Linked DNA regions of Homo sapiens: region 2 is linked to region 1. Evidence: chromatin contacts called from ENCODE Hi-C data. All regions are on one chromosome and are shown on one strand. The core of a region is the stretch at or near the end of the contact, and the rest is flanking DNA. Distances in the headings are between cores, read along the strand shown. Region 1 overlaps PDE7B (phosphodiesterase 7B). Region 2 overlaps PDE7B (phosphodiesterase 7B).

Region 1 (7,305 bases), core at 1,311-3,810:
CACTGGCGATTGCTAATACTCTGTTATCTTTCGAGTCTTATCCCTACATATATATTACATAGTTGATATTGTATCATTTATACCATCTTGTGTTCTCCTTCTCCATTTAACATTGTAAGAAAAACAGTTCTCCTTTTCTTAAAAACTTTTTGCAAATATAGTGTTTAATGATGTTTCAACATATGCTTCTATGATAATTAAATTCATCTCTTTTCTATTCATAGGCATGTAGATTGTTATTAAATGCTTGGTGCTCATAAATAATGCTGCAGAAACATCTCTGTATAAAGAGCTTTTTCCAATATTTTAGATTTTTTTCTTATGATAGATTCCTAGTAGTGAAATTTCAGAAAAAGAATAAATGCATATGAGTTCTTTTTACTATAGAAACTGCTTTCTATGGCTTTTTTTTTTTTTTTTTTTTTTTTTTTTTTTTTTTTTTGAGACAGGGTCTCATTCTGTCAGCTAGGCTGGAGTGCAGTGGCATGATCATGGCTCATTGCAGCCTTGACCTTCCAGGCTCAAGCTATCCTCCCCACTCAGCCTCCCTAGTAGTTGGGACTACAGGTGCATGCCACCACACCTGGCTAATTTTTGGATTTTTTGTTGAGACAGGGCCTCACCATATTGCTTAGGTCTTGAACCCCTGGGCTCAAGCAATCTGCCCATCTTGGCCTCCCAAAGTGCTGGGATTTCAGGGTTGAGCCATTGTGCCCAGCCTGCTTCTTGAAATTACCACATGGTCAATAAAAAATAAAACAACAACAACAAAAAAACCGAGAATAAAGTCACAGATTTGAAGTGAATGATGGCCTCCAGCTTCCATCGGGACTGGGCTATTAAAGGATAGTTCAGAGGAGTGGATGATGGTCTCAGTGTTTCTTATCAGATTTAACAGTTGATCACAGTAGCATATCTCCAATGGACTATACTCAAATTTAATGTGACTAATCTTCACAGCATCCCTGTGCTCTAAGTGGGTATTGCTATTTCTCGGAAGGAGAAAATACCAAACAGTATATTTGCTGTTATCTACCCTGGATCCTTCATATTTACTCACACAAGTGCTGTGCATACTGGAAAAGAAGTAGGGTAACTAGATGGATTTTTCTTCTCAGTATTGGATCAAAACAAGACTAAGATAAAAGACTACAGTTGGACCAAATGAACATATTTCTGCTGTTTAGCATTTGACACAGGGACAGAGAATGAGTTAAAAAGAGAAACGGATACTTCTCTCAGCAACAAAGCTAGATTGTCTAAATGGGTTAATGTGAGAAAAACTTACAAAACAGTCCTCCTTGTTCTATATTGATAAAAATCTGTGCTTTTGCCTCCGTTATTTTCTCGCCTTTTGTAAGGATAGAAAACTAATACGGTATTATGTTACTTCTTAGTGGTAGGGAGTCTATACAATATGTAAGTTAAAGGGAATCTAAATCTATCACATATTAGTAGTTGAATCATTTGGTGAATCAGTGAATTTCTGACTGAAGTTAATTTTTAGCTCAAACATATTTGTGATCTATATAACAGCAAGTATCCTTGCTTGATTTGTTTGAATAAACAAATCTAGAAATCTAGAAAAACCAGTTTGAAAGACATTCTTGTTTACAAATGGACCAATAATTATGCCAAAATATAAAGTCATAATTTTGAAATTAGAAAATTATATGCTATTATTCTCAATATATTTATTTAGGTTTGCCTATTTGACACTAGGAAATTGATGTTCTCTTGGTAAAGATCCTGTGTCTAGGCATGTATCACCATCAAGTAGAGGTTTTATTTTAGTCAATGGTAAACTTTTCATGAGATTTGATCTAACTTTGAGAAATAAAAATAAAAAGCACCAACTCTCTCTCCTTCTCTGTGTGTGTGCATGTGTGTATCCATTTATTTAAAGAAAGCTGAGAAATTTATGGTGTTAATTAACAATTAAATTATAAAACAATTCCTTATAATAGGCTTTTAAAGAAAAAACCTCTTTATGTTTATGTTAATTCTCTTCATTAATTTTTATTTTAATGTAGTTCCAATTATTCCATTTACAAATAAGTTTAGACTATTTATAATTCACTCAAATTGTCTTGTTGTGAAATGTCTTTAGTTAATGGATATGGGCAAGGCTTTGCGCTGGTATCCCTGGGCTGGTAAGAACGTCTCTCAGACTAATCAGCTAAGCAGAGCAGAGGAAGATAACCTGTTTTGCACAGAACATATAGGTATGCTGGTCACTTTTAAGAACTTCACCACAACGGTCTTTTTCTAACACTAATTTTCTATTCTCCTCAGAAGAGACCAACTTCCCATTTGTCCACACTGGCTTTCATTTTCTGCTGTTACCCCTGAATCGACTCATACTCATCAGTGTCTTCACTGGCTGATTAAGCATGAGTCAGAAATTTGTTCTGCCAACAACAACAAAAAATACTATTTTTATCTCCTTCAGATGTAAACCTTTAAAAAATATATTTTTTAGAATCTTTAATGTTTTCAAGATAGTGGGATTCAGACACATTTCTATTGATACACACCATGCTTCCTTTTCCTGGATTTGTCAGAGGAAGTTGCATGTCTGTGGCTGGATTTAGATGGATTAGTATGGACTGAGTAGCGGTGGTACATATGTATGGAGCGTGGGGCCGGGGGAGGGTTAAGGTTTGGGACATGAACTTGGTGGCCAGAGGGCCTGGAGGCCTGTAGGATTTGTGTGACCAAAGGCCCGGGCCAAAGGGTCCCAGGGCAGCATGAAGGGACTTGGCCTCACTGATAAGAGGATGCAGAGTTGGGAGGGGACATGAAGAAGCAGGATGGATAGGTCTCATTCTGAATAATCTTTGATTATGGGGAAGCCAGTGCTTACTATTGATGAAAGTGCTGTTTTAGGAAGATTTGAGAGCATGAGGAAAGATAAAAACTGAGCCCTATGACTATGACTAACTCTGTTTTAGATCCTTTGAATTGCTGATAGCACTCACTGTTTCTATGCCACATTTTCTGTAGTAATATTTTTTAAAATGAGAGCTTTAGTACATGCTAATATAATAATTCTTAGCATTCTCGAATTGTTTAATACGTATTTGTAGTTATTATGAGGAGTTGCTATCTTATTCTTTACTCTCAACAATGCCAAACCTGTGCTAGATCCTCAATAAGTGCTTGTTGAATATAATTGAATAAATGAGATTCATTAGTCTTCTAATATAATAAAGACAGTGTTCTTGAGTTTAAAAAGTCTCTTCCAATCGGATTTTGAGTGTATTATAGGCTCTATTGTATCCATGACTTCTATAAATTGTGGAGACATTTCAGTTGGCTTTAATGGCTTTCTAACTCTGAATCCATTTATACATGTGCTTTGCTGCAAAAGATTAATTAATAATTAAATATTTCCTTACTCTAGGTAGGATGGAGTCAAATGTATCTTTGGTGAAATAGAAGCTTCAGATAAAATTTGTGTAACTCAGCCCTGTTGAGGAGAACCATACTATTTTTTTCACCTCTAGTAATATAACTGTGAATGATACATTCATCTTTTCATTTTCGTATGAAGTGTAAAATAACTCATCCACTTTAACAAATGTGCTTATTCTGAAGTGTTTCCTCAATGGAATTCACAAGACACAATCTCAGTGGTAATTAGGCCAATGTCCTCTCCTTCCCACCTCCCTTCTTAATATACATAAAACACACACACACACACACACACACACACACACACACACACACACACACAGATCCAATACAAGAACAGGCAACTTTAGTTCTTAGTATAATTTCTATGAGTTTACTTCTGCAGGAGATTAAAGGAAGGGGTAGTTTAAAAACAGAACTGAGAAACTGGGATCCCTCTTAGATTTCTGCAAGCTGTTTTTCAGGCTGCTGTTGTTTATTACTTTGCTTACTCAAGTTAATTATACCTCTCCTCCTATGTCTCTTTGGATAGACCCGAGTTTTTATAAGGGCTGGTCCACATCCACTTGACTGGTGAAGGAAAGAAAGCATGCTTTTTATTACCACCAGTACTTGTCTTATGAAAGATAGGAAACTCAAAGTTAAGCTTGAAATCTCTACCTCTACCTTGGTCACTTTGTTAATCTGCCCGAATTTTGAGGTTCAATCTGCCTTAATGCTCACCATTAATTCAGCCCATCAGTTAACCATAAACCCTTTAATAATGTCCCACAGGAATTCCTGAGTAGACACAAGTTTCTGGCTTGCTTTGAAATTACACAAGGCCTCCTCATAGAAATGGTTAGGACTGTCAACAGACATGCTCTTTTTACCTAGTTTAAGGGAGAAGAAGGCTGCTTCTGTGCCAGCTTATAACAGTCTTGCTGCCTTCTCAGCTGTATCAGGGGCGCTCAACCCTGGCTGAACGTTAGAGTCACCTGGGGAGCTTTCAAAAATATCAGTGCTTGAGCCTGATGCTAGAATCACTGCATGATGAGACTGGAGCATCTGAATTTTAAAAATCTTCCCAGGTAATTCCAAGGGTTAGCCAGGCTTGAAAACGATGGAGTTAAGAACCAAGAAGACACTCCTCTGAAAGATGAAATAGGTGATACCTTCAACTCTATTGCGGAATGCTAAGATGTTGGCTAAGGCTGAACTTTTGATGTTTATCTTTAGAGTCACATTCAGGATAGCCTTCACCTCTCACCAGTTGAGTCCACCTATCAGAGTTGTCTCCATTTTTTTCATGCCACCTACAGAAATGTGACCTGGCCCAATGTAGCAGGGGTTGACCAGACTGCAGAGGACGGGGAGTTCAGCTCACAATGAGGATGGAGAAGGTAACAACTGGGCGTGATGATAGGAGCATTTGGACCACTAAAGGGTTTCACAACTCACTGTGTGACATTGGGCAAGTCACTGAATTTTCTCCAACCATATTCTCCAGCCAAGTAAATAAGAAGTCATTACCCTACACTTACTTCACAGGGCTGTTGGGAGGGGCACATGAGATTGTGTACTTGAAAGCACTTTATAAACTGTAAAGTTTCATACTTCATAGAAATTACTATTCCCACTTATGGAACAGAGTTACTTTGAAGTTTATTAAGTGTGTTCTTTCCATGGACCAAACACTGGGAAATAATATTTTAATATCCGTAGATGAAACATAAATGGACATGTAGCACATATTTTGAGTCACATTTTCCTTCATTTGCTATCATTTATCCTGAATATAAACCATCCACAAACTCTAGCTACAGGGAACAATTAAGTAAAAAGGAAAGTTAATCTGTTTATTCTAATGCATAAAAACTTGGAAAAAAAAATTTGAAGTATCATCACAGGTGTTATTAAGTGTTTACTGCCCAAGACCCAGTGTTAGGCACTGTGCAGTGCTGGCTTGATTTGAACTTTAACATATTATAAGCTAAAAATAACCTGAAATGCAAATTAATGATATATATTTGAAACCTGAAATGAAACAGAAATGTTACCTCAAACAGAATACTTAGAAAGTGGAATATATCTAAGAGACTGCTATGGTGAAAATATCTAGAACAAGCTAGTCCCATCCGTGGCCCAAGGGCTGCATGCAGCCCAGGACAGCTTTGAATGTGGCCCAATACTTATTAGTAAATTTTCTTAAAACATTATGAGATTTTTGCGATTTTTTTTTTTTTTTTAGCTCATCAGGTATCATTAGTATTAGTGTATTTTATGTGTGGCCCAAGACAATTCTTCTTCTTTCAGAGCGGCCCAGGGAAGCCAAAAGGTTGGACACCCCTGGTCTAATGTTTGTGGAAAGGAATGAAGGGGCAGCCACCTTTGACCTTTGCTTTCTCATAGTGATGATGAAGAGGAATAAACTATGGATATAATAACATTTGATTAACATATATTTCAGCAAGGAAGCTCTTTTGTGGATTAAGCAACAACAAAAACCAAAACAAACCAAAAACCTTCAAGAATCATATGAAAGAGAACAGTTTGATTTTGTACCTACAGGAAAATAATCTATCTTCATGCATGTCTCCTCGATCAACATGCATGTTGAAGGTAACTCAAGGCATAGGCATAAAGTCTTGAAAGCTCACAGCCTCTTTTTTCTCTCTGCAGCTCTCTGATGGCCCTCATCATTCTTTCTGCCTTCAGCTGGTTTTGTCTTGTCTGATATCACACTTAAAAAGCAATTTTTTATGCATGACTAAAAAGCATTCGAAGAAAAATTACCTCATTATATTATTAGTATATTGTTAACCTAATATTAACATATAAATATATAACAATACTAATCTAATTGTGGACCCAAAGGCTTTCTCCTAGCAGAAGGAATTTCAGCCATCAGCAAGCAGGAAGTAGCCACTTGAGAACAATTTGCTGGTATTGGCGAATGTGAGTTGTAGGGAGGAGAAATGAAGAAGAGTAAGAGAACTATCTTTTTCTTTCTTTTTTTAAAAATTTTATTTTAATTGACAAAAATTGTATACATTTGTGGTGTACAACGTGATGTTCTGAAATATGTATTAATTGTGGAAGGACCAATCAACCTAATTAGTCAACACATGCATTACTGTCAGAGGCATTTGAACCAGAACAACTCCATCTTGAGTAGGGGCTGGGAAAAAGACCTGATAAACTGCATTCCCAGGAGGTTAGGCATTCTTAGTTACAGGATGAGATAGGATGTTGGCACGAGATACAGGTCAAAAACCTTGCTGACAAAACAGGGTGCAGTAAAGAAGCCAGACAAAACCCACCAAAACCAAGATGGCGGTAAGAGTGACCTCTGGTCGTCTCACTGCTACACTCCCACCAGTGCCATGACAGTTTACAAATGCCATGGCAACATAAGCAAGTTACTCTATATGGTCTAAAAAGGGGAGGAACCCTCAGTTCCAGGAATTGCCCACCCCTTTCCCAGAAAACTCATGAATAATCCACCCCCTATTTAGCATATAATTAAGAGATAACCATAAAAATGGGCAACTAGCAGCCTTCAGGGCTGCTCTGCCCATGAAGTAGCCATTCTTTAGTCCTTTACTTTCCTAATAAACTTACTGTCACTTAGCTCTATGGACTTGCCCCAAATTCATTCTTGCATAAGATCCAAGAACCCTCTCTTGGGGTCTGGATTGGGACCCCTTTCTGGTAACATTACCTCACATACTTATCACTTATTTGTGGTGAGAACATTTTAAATCTGCTTTTTAAAGCAATTTTCAAACATACCATATGTCGTCATTAACCATAGTCACCATGTTGCACAATATATCTCCAGAAAAAACAGCTGCTATTTCTATACGTCTAACTTCAACTCCTGGCTAGCAGGATGCTGCCGCCCAG
Region 2 (7,305 bases), core at 2,612-5,111, 40 kb before region 1:
ATATCTAGCAACATATTCCTCAAAGAAAGAGAGTGCCCTGTAGTCAGCTGTGGCTTTCTTAGTTTACGAAGCCCCTTGGGATCCTTCCCAGGCATGCTGGGTGTCTTGGTGGTGGTTGTATCCACTGTCAGAAACACAGTGAAGTTCTCCACAACCGTCCCAAACACAGCACATTCTTATGACAAGACAAAGTCCCTGGGAATCATTATTTCCACATTTGTGAGTGAGTTGATATCAATAAAGGTGTTTATATTGCTGACATTTGCCAAAGGGGAAACCAAGTCAAGAAAGTTTACCAACTTGCCCAGGACATAAAAAGCTTGCATGCCAAACTCAGTGCTGGGAACATAATACATGCTGTAAATGGCATAGTTAAAAATTGGAAAATGTATTTTACTTTATAGAAAGAATGATAAAAAGCCACCCAAGGAGAATATTCTCCTAGGGATATCTCTAACTTGTTGACAAGAAATGTTAGAGTCAGGATGGCCATTAAAGAGCATCCAATTCCACCCCCTCCTTGGTGGGGACTGAAACTCAGGAAATTTGGCTTGTGCAAGCCCAAAGGGCAAGCATTTGTCAAGCTGAGTCCAGGACCCAGGTTTCTTGATTTCCAGTCAAATGCTCCTCCTACTAAATCACTCTTAATTTCAAGATGCATTTCTATCATACAGCAGACATTTGGAAGTCACAGCCCTCAGACCTGATGCTACACAGTTCATTTTCCTCCCTATGGCTTGGACTCTACAAAGAAAGGGAGTTAGTTATCAGACTTGGTCCTGTGACCTATTACACCCCATGGTCAATTTACCTGGAAAGCTGCGGAGAGCATCTTCATTGTCCAGAATGCCTCTCTGTTTGGTCGCCTGCAGCTCACTTTTGGATTTCCAAACCAGCTTTACCATCCTGATCATCTCTGGCAAGTCCCAGGGCAGCGGCCCCTGCTGGCACCCCGGCCGGCTTCCCGGGGAGGAGGGCAGCACACCTTCTGGGCCTGTCCACCTCCTGCCTAGCTCTGCTGGGTGGAAATATCGCTCTAGCACAGGCATTCTGTCTTGTGCCCCAGAAGAGGAGGTAGTGGTGGTGGTGGTGCTGCTGCTGCTGCTGCTGTTGCTGCTGCTGCTGTTTCTGCTTCTGCTGCTGCTGCTGCTGCTACCACAGGGGAAATTCTTCCCAGGCAGGGAAAAGCGAACCCCCGTAAGATCCTCTCCAGCTTCGGAAAGACAAGCCTCCTCCAGCCTGGCACAACCTCCCTGTCTCTTCAGGCCCTCCACAAACACTGCCGACGAGAGCGATTCACTTCCCTAGGTTTCTCTCTGGTGAGAAACTGTTACTGTACTCCTTCCTTAGAGATAGAATGCATTTTTTTTCCCCTCCTCTCTCTGGCACTGAGTTCACAGCACTTAATTAATCCCAGGCTACAGCTGGAACGACAGCAGGGAGAAAAAAAAAAGCCATCGAGGTTCTAGCATTTGCTTTTCCTCTTCTTTCTTCTGATTTATTTGTTCTCAATTCTCTTTTGGTGCTTGTCAAAGTTTGTTGACTCTTAGCTCTTTGTCGGCTTAGCTCTTAAGGACTTCAGGCAAAGAAGCGGGGCTTCCCCTTTGCTAACCTCACAGAGGGGCTCCCCCCTTGCTGGAGGCCAGTTATCTGGAGGTGTCAGGTGAGGAGTCACCCCTGTGGTACAGGCTCAGGCCTGCAAGCCCCAAGGAGTTCTCAAAAAAACAGAGGAAGCTGAGAGTCTGCAGAGCCAATCTGCAGCTGCTTCTCTCTGGAGGGCCTGATGGGGGTTGGGGGGCACCTTGCCCAGTCACCAAGACCAGTGCTGGGATGGGCTTGGTTGATCCTCAGTGCCTCAGTTTGATCACTCTCGCTCCTTCTCCACATCCCTCCCCCTTGTGTCATTTGGTTCTCGGCAAACCTATCTGGGTTATGACCTATTAGTCAAATCCCTTCATAACCTCAGCTGCCCTTCAGCTGGAAGGGAAATAACATTGAATCACATTCCACAGTTAACTCCGAAAGATGCGAATTCGGGAAGCATCAAGATCCTCATGCGTATGGGCAGTGGCCTGCATAGCCTGGATATGTGGCTCAGGCTCATTCAAAACCCATTTTCAAAGGAACAAGCATTTTAAAGGATGTTCACAGGGGACATAAATGGCAATGAAAGAAAGAAAAGAATGTTAACAATTCACCTTCTGGAGGGAGAGCACTGTTGATTTATTATGTGGGCCACTGACTACTGTGTCCCCGACCTGAGAGTGGTTGAATCGAGGGCAACATCAACTGTGGGCCATGCCTCTTGTTCCTAGTCTCAGAGATGGAGGCGCTAACCCTGAAAGTAAGAACCAATTCAACAAAAGGCGATGCCCCCTGTAGCTTATGTGAAAGGCCTTGGACAGAAACGAAAGTAGGGTAGTTTTGTATTTGGCACTTTTGCCAGCAAATTGGGTTTGTAGGAACAATTTGAACTTGCACATTCAAGTGAATAGCCCCTGTTTTCTTGGAGAACATTGTAACAATCCCATCTTCCTCTCTTCACGTCTCCACATTGCAAAGTGCTTTATTTTGCTTGGCATGCCATTTTGCTGGTGTATAATCTGTTGCTTCTGCTCTACATTCCTTTCAAGGCTGGTTTATCACACAATTATTTGATATTTCTTCATGGGAGAGAGGAGGAAACTTGGGGAAGAGGAGAAAGATCGTTGTAGAGTGTGTTTTATTTTCATTACTCCCACCTCATTTCTTTTTAAAGTTGAAACCAGCAAAGACAACTGTAATTTTATTGTTGTTTTATTATTTCTCTAAATCCATGGTTAATAAGTTTAGTTTTCCATACTGGATTAAGTGAATTTTCTTTTTTCTGGATGGAAAAGCATACTGGCAAACCTACTCTCCTTCCTAACAGGTGAAGAAGGGGCAAGAGGGTATAAAACAATAATAAAGACATTGAAGACACTGCTTTTGGTGAATTTTGTTATGAAAATATTGATCTAGCAGCTCTTTCTATAACAACCAGATATACATACAACACAATTAGGGAATAATCAGCGGTCTACTTGATTAGAAAGATGTGCCCTTCCTTTTTCCCTCTCTGATAAGAGATGAAAGGATTTCACCATCAGTTCAACACTTCCACCACTTTGACAGCCCGTCCAGTCCTTATCTTACCCTTCCATCAGGCTGGGGGCATCAAGACTCTCTAGGATTGAGATGATTTTATTTAATAATCACATGTAGACTGTTTGCTTTATTATCATATTTCCTGAATAATGTCTTAAACTCACTCCTCAGTCACAAACTTCCTTGACATAACAACTGAAGAGTTTCCTAAGTGTTTGACTATTTTTATTTTTGTTCAGTTATTTTGCAATAGTACTTAGCATCAGGATATCCTGACCCTTGGAACAAAGGGGTTAAGAACAAAGAAAACAAATATGTGATATCATATATCACATACACTAATGTACTAAGAACACAACACTTCATTGTTCATTTCTTCAAGAATGACTTTTTAAAAAAAATCCAAGGATATACATTTCCATTGTATCCTCTGTACTATTTTATCTAGTTCCTTGTAAAAATATCTTAGAGAAATTACAAAATGTTGGATCACTGAGCACGAATACTTCCTAGTGGAGATGAGTCAGGGCCAAGCCATCACCATTTCACATTTTCATTCCCAAGGAGGAACCTACTTCATTTGAAGGTTTGAAACCTGGAAATATTTGCACAATTTAAAAAAAGTTCCCCCAATATGGGATTATTTTCATCCTGGAGTATAAGGGCAAAAATACCACAAGAAAGGTCATTCTCATGGTATTTCTGGCTCACATAGAAACAGGAAGTACAGGAAATCTTGCGAGAAAGCTTGGCTCGGAAATTTTTGGCTCAACTGCAGGTTCAAGAGATTGGGACAAACTGATGCGAGGCTAGTACTTGCTGGACTAAAACCTCTCTACCATGTGAATTATCTGAAAGGTGGTTTTGTTACATTTCGTAGCTAACATCTCATAGGCTGGGATCTCTTTTGTTTTTCAGATAGTTACTTTAGAAGAACATGCCTGTAAACCTATAATTTTCACTACTCAGTGGACATCATTCATCTTGATATGGTATCTGCAGCCAGAAGTTTGGATCACTGAGGGTGGGGAAAGGGTGGGGTTGTTATGTGATCAAAGGAATCATGGAACAGAGAAGACCCATCTAGGTAACTTGTGAGGATTCTTACACATGTTAATATCAGTAATTAATGGGTTGCAGACAGGACATTTTAAGATAGATTTTCAAAATAACCAAGTTCTTTTTCAGGCATTGTGAATCAACCCAAAATAATGAGAACTAACAAAGTCAAAACAGCTTGTTCCAATGGACAATGGACACCTACTTGTATCAAAAAGACTTTGCTGTTCCTGGAAGTACTGTTACTTGTTGAGGGTGTGATGGCTTCATGGCTTCGAGGTTACTTTGAGGAGCTGGGGTGCCGGCTGTGCGGGCCCTGAGGGCCCAGGGTCCCTGAGGGGTGGTTGAAGTGCACTCCAATGCATCTGGAGGTGATGTTCTTACTGACAATGAGCAGGTGACTGGGTTGGAGAGGGATATCATGATGGCTGCACGGAAGGGACTGGACCCATATAATATACTACCCCCAAAGGCAGCTTCAGGTACCAAAGAGGACCTTAATTTAGCCCCCCTCCTTCACCAGCAGTGGGCAGCATCTGTGAAGAGAATAGTGCCATCATCTGGTTTTGGCTGGACAAAGGTGAGCCCCGGTGATGCCCTGACTGGAAACTATTACAAGCTGCCCCACCAGTGGGCCCACTGAGCCCCTGCACTAAGTTACTCAAAATGTGCTAAAAAGTTTCTTCTTTTTAATAAAAACTAGCCATTGCATTGGCTCCTTCTTCCAAAAACTAAAAATAAAAAGACTTTGCTTTGTGGTTGGAGCTATAAAAGAATTGATAACCCCGATACTAAAGTATACAACCAAGAAAAGTGTCAAATATATAGTTGATTTAGAACCTGGATTATGTTGAAGAATTTTTGGTGTTCTGAGGGCTATGTAAAAATCTTGTAGACTATGGGTGCTCCAGTCACTAGGCAGATAAGCATTTATTATACATGATTTGTAAAATAAGGCATTTATAATGTTAAATATTTCTAACAATTCTAGAGAATGTACCTTTCAAAAAAATGGAAACTTAGAAACATATATCCCTTGTCATTTTCTTTCACTTTGAATCTATTAATAGATTCTTACAAAACAAAAAGTTTAATAAAAATTTTCTCACTCAGATATTTTGGAATTGTTTTATACCCTTATTGACCCTTATCTGTGGCCTATCTTTTGGAAAAAAATGCAAACTATGGAGGGAGTTTATTTATTTTGTCCTGAACTTTCCTCTCCATCAGTTCAAGTATGGATGTGTAAACACACACACACACACACATGCACACACACGACCACTCTGCTTTTACAAATGCAATTCAAAAAAAAAATTCAAAATGAGCAGGGAAGTAAAAACAGGTCTTTCAACTTGGTTCTATACAGTCCAAGTAGAAGAACTGCAAACAATTTAGGAGACATAGAAATGTGATAACTCTGGCCTTAGCTAATCTCAAGAAATAATGCCAGCAAGTAGGAAAAACGACTTAGTCTACAGACCGACCCTACAAGGCAGCACATATTTCCATTGTCATGGGGAAAGGGGGAAAGCATGTGGGGAGAGATGAGGAAAGACAGGTGGGGCGAAGTAGGAGGAGTGTCTAAACCATACCCAATCATTCTCTTGTTCACTCTGCAAATGAATATTAACTGTGGGAGCAACAGCAGAAGGGAAGACCTTCTGTGCTAGCCTTTGGGTCCTTTTTCAGGTACTGGGGACCTGCCCGGCCTCTTGTGCCCTAATTCTGGTTTTCAGTGTGAGTGACCTCTCCCTCCTTTACTTATTCAATTATTTTTGTATGTTTTAAGAGAGAAACTAGGATTTCAGCTAACATCACACTCTATCCTGTTAGCTGTTAAAGATCTTAACTAATGCTAAGTTTACTGTCTCTGTGAATTTTCCAAAAAAATGGGTCCAGTGAGACAAAAGGTTGAGAACAACATGGCAGGAAGACTTGATTTTCTCTACTCAGCTCCTGCCTGCTGATGAATACAGCCTCCTATTCTGTCCCACTACTGAACATCTGATACTTCGGTGTGTGCCCCTGGCACCCTCTGACTATAGCCTTTCTAGGATTTCAGGACTTATTTCTGATTGTGAAAGGTCACAGTGGTGGTAGAGTACACTTTTCAGAATTTCACATTCGAGTCTGTCAACTTCTTAGAAAACAGCTACAACAAGGAAATCTCTAAAGTCACTCTCTAAGACTACTTATCTGAGAGTTACAAAAACTGGGTTTTGATCTATACTCACCACTGAGCTTTGCCCCAAATTTGGGGCCTTATCTATAAATGGGTATGATGGCAACTTTTTATCCATCACACTGGGATCTTGAAAGGATTAAATAAGACTAGAATGTCAGTTATTTTTAAACTGTAATGTGCTATAAAAATTTAATATTGTTATTTTTAAGCTATATGATATCACAGTTGACAAGTTCATTAAACACAAATTTTGGCTATCCTTCCCTGGGATATGTTAGAAAGCTGGAAAGTCAAGCCCTTCAACCCTTGAAGTAGGTCTCACTTCGGAAATTTGGGTTCCCCAGCGAGAATGCAGGAGTAAAGGAAATCAAAGGCAGGGCTGTTGGATATAGGGTACTGGGGAGTGACCTGTGGCAGAAGACAGTAAGAGATTTGATGGTAGCAAGGTTCTTAAGGTAGGCCTGGTGAAAGTATGAATGAGAATAGACAGATACAGAACAATGTATGTGGCTCATAAGATAAATATTCTTTGTAAGTGCATTTTGGAGGGATAAAAGCCCAGGAATCATGTCTAGGGTCTCATCCTGCATGATCTTTACCATGTATTATTTAGTGCCCTAGTTAATGCTGTATAGGTTCTCTTAATAGGGAATTTTGTTTTTAGTCCAAAGTGACTAAACACAAAATGTGTTTGATGTTCATGAGCTGTGCAGCTTTGTGTCATATGCTGTGGTAGTGAACATGTATCTTCAGGCCCCCTACTGGCCTCATTTCCCTAGACAAACTGATGAGGGCCTCAGTGTTTTGTTTGGAGTCTTTATTTCTCAAACATTTTTATAACTTTGATTGCTCCTAACTGATCTCTGTTTAATTTGTAAGTGTGCTTAAAAGAAATGTAGTGTGCAGAATCAAATGTGATATTTAAAAAGTGG

What was found. A loop is a pair of places that touch in the nucleus more often than their neighbours do. Pooled maps may share reads with other maps.
Region 2: a map of endothelial cell of umbilical vein shows a loop between it and region 1 (10-fold over the local background). The contact joins two enhancer-like sites. A Hi-C loop is called at or near these places in 1 of 168 maps with a recorded cell type or tissue (endothelial cell of umbilical vein) and 1 of 50 pooled maps.

The regions. Positions count from the first base shown.
Region 1 is chr6:135,990,551-135,997,855 of GRCh38, reverse strand. All of the region lies in intron 2 of PDE7B (phosphodiesterase 7B), which reads right to left. Among named protein-coding and RNA genes, the nearest start is that of PDE7B-AS1, 79 kb to the left of the region's middle. RefSeq lists an enhancer at 6,074-6,575. Within about 2 kb of position 2,560, at least 2 of the 41 ENCODE cell types and tissues checked have a DNase peak (open chromatin) inside an H3K27ac peak, as active enhancers do; they include endothelial cell of umbilical vein, where a contact is called at or near this core.
Region 2 is chr6:136,032,035-136,039,339 of GRCh38, reverse strand. All of the region lies in intron 2 of PDE7B (phosphodiesterase 7B), which reads right to left. It also overlaps the pseudogene COX5BP2. Among named protein-coding and RNA genes, the nearest start is that of PDE7B-AS1, 37 kb to the left of the region's middle. RefSeq lists enhancers at 535-1,035, 1,036-1,536. Within about 2 kb of position 3,861, at least 4 of the 41 ENCODE cell types and tissues checked have a DNase peak (open chromatin) inside an H3K27ac peak, as active enhancers do; they include endothelial cell of umbilical vein, where a contact is called at or near this core.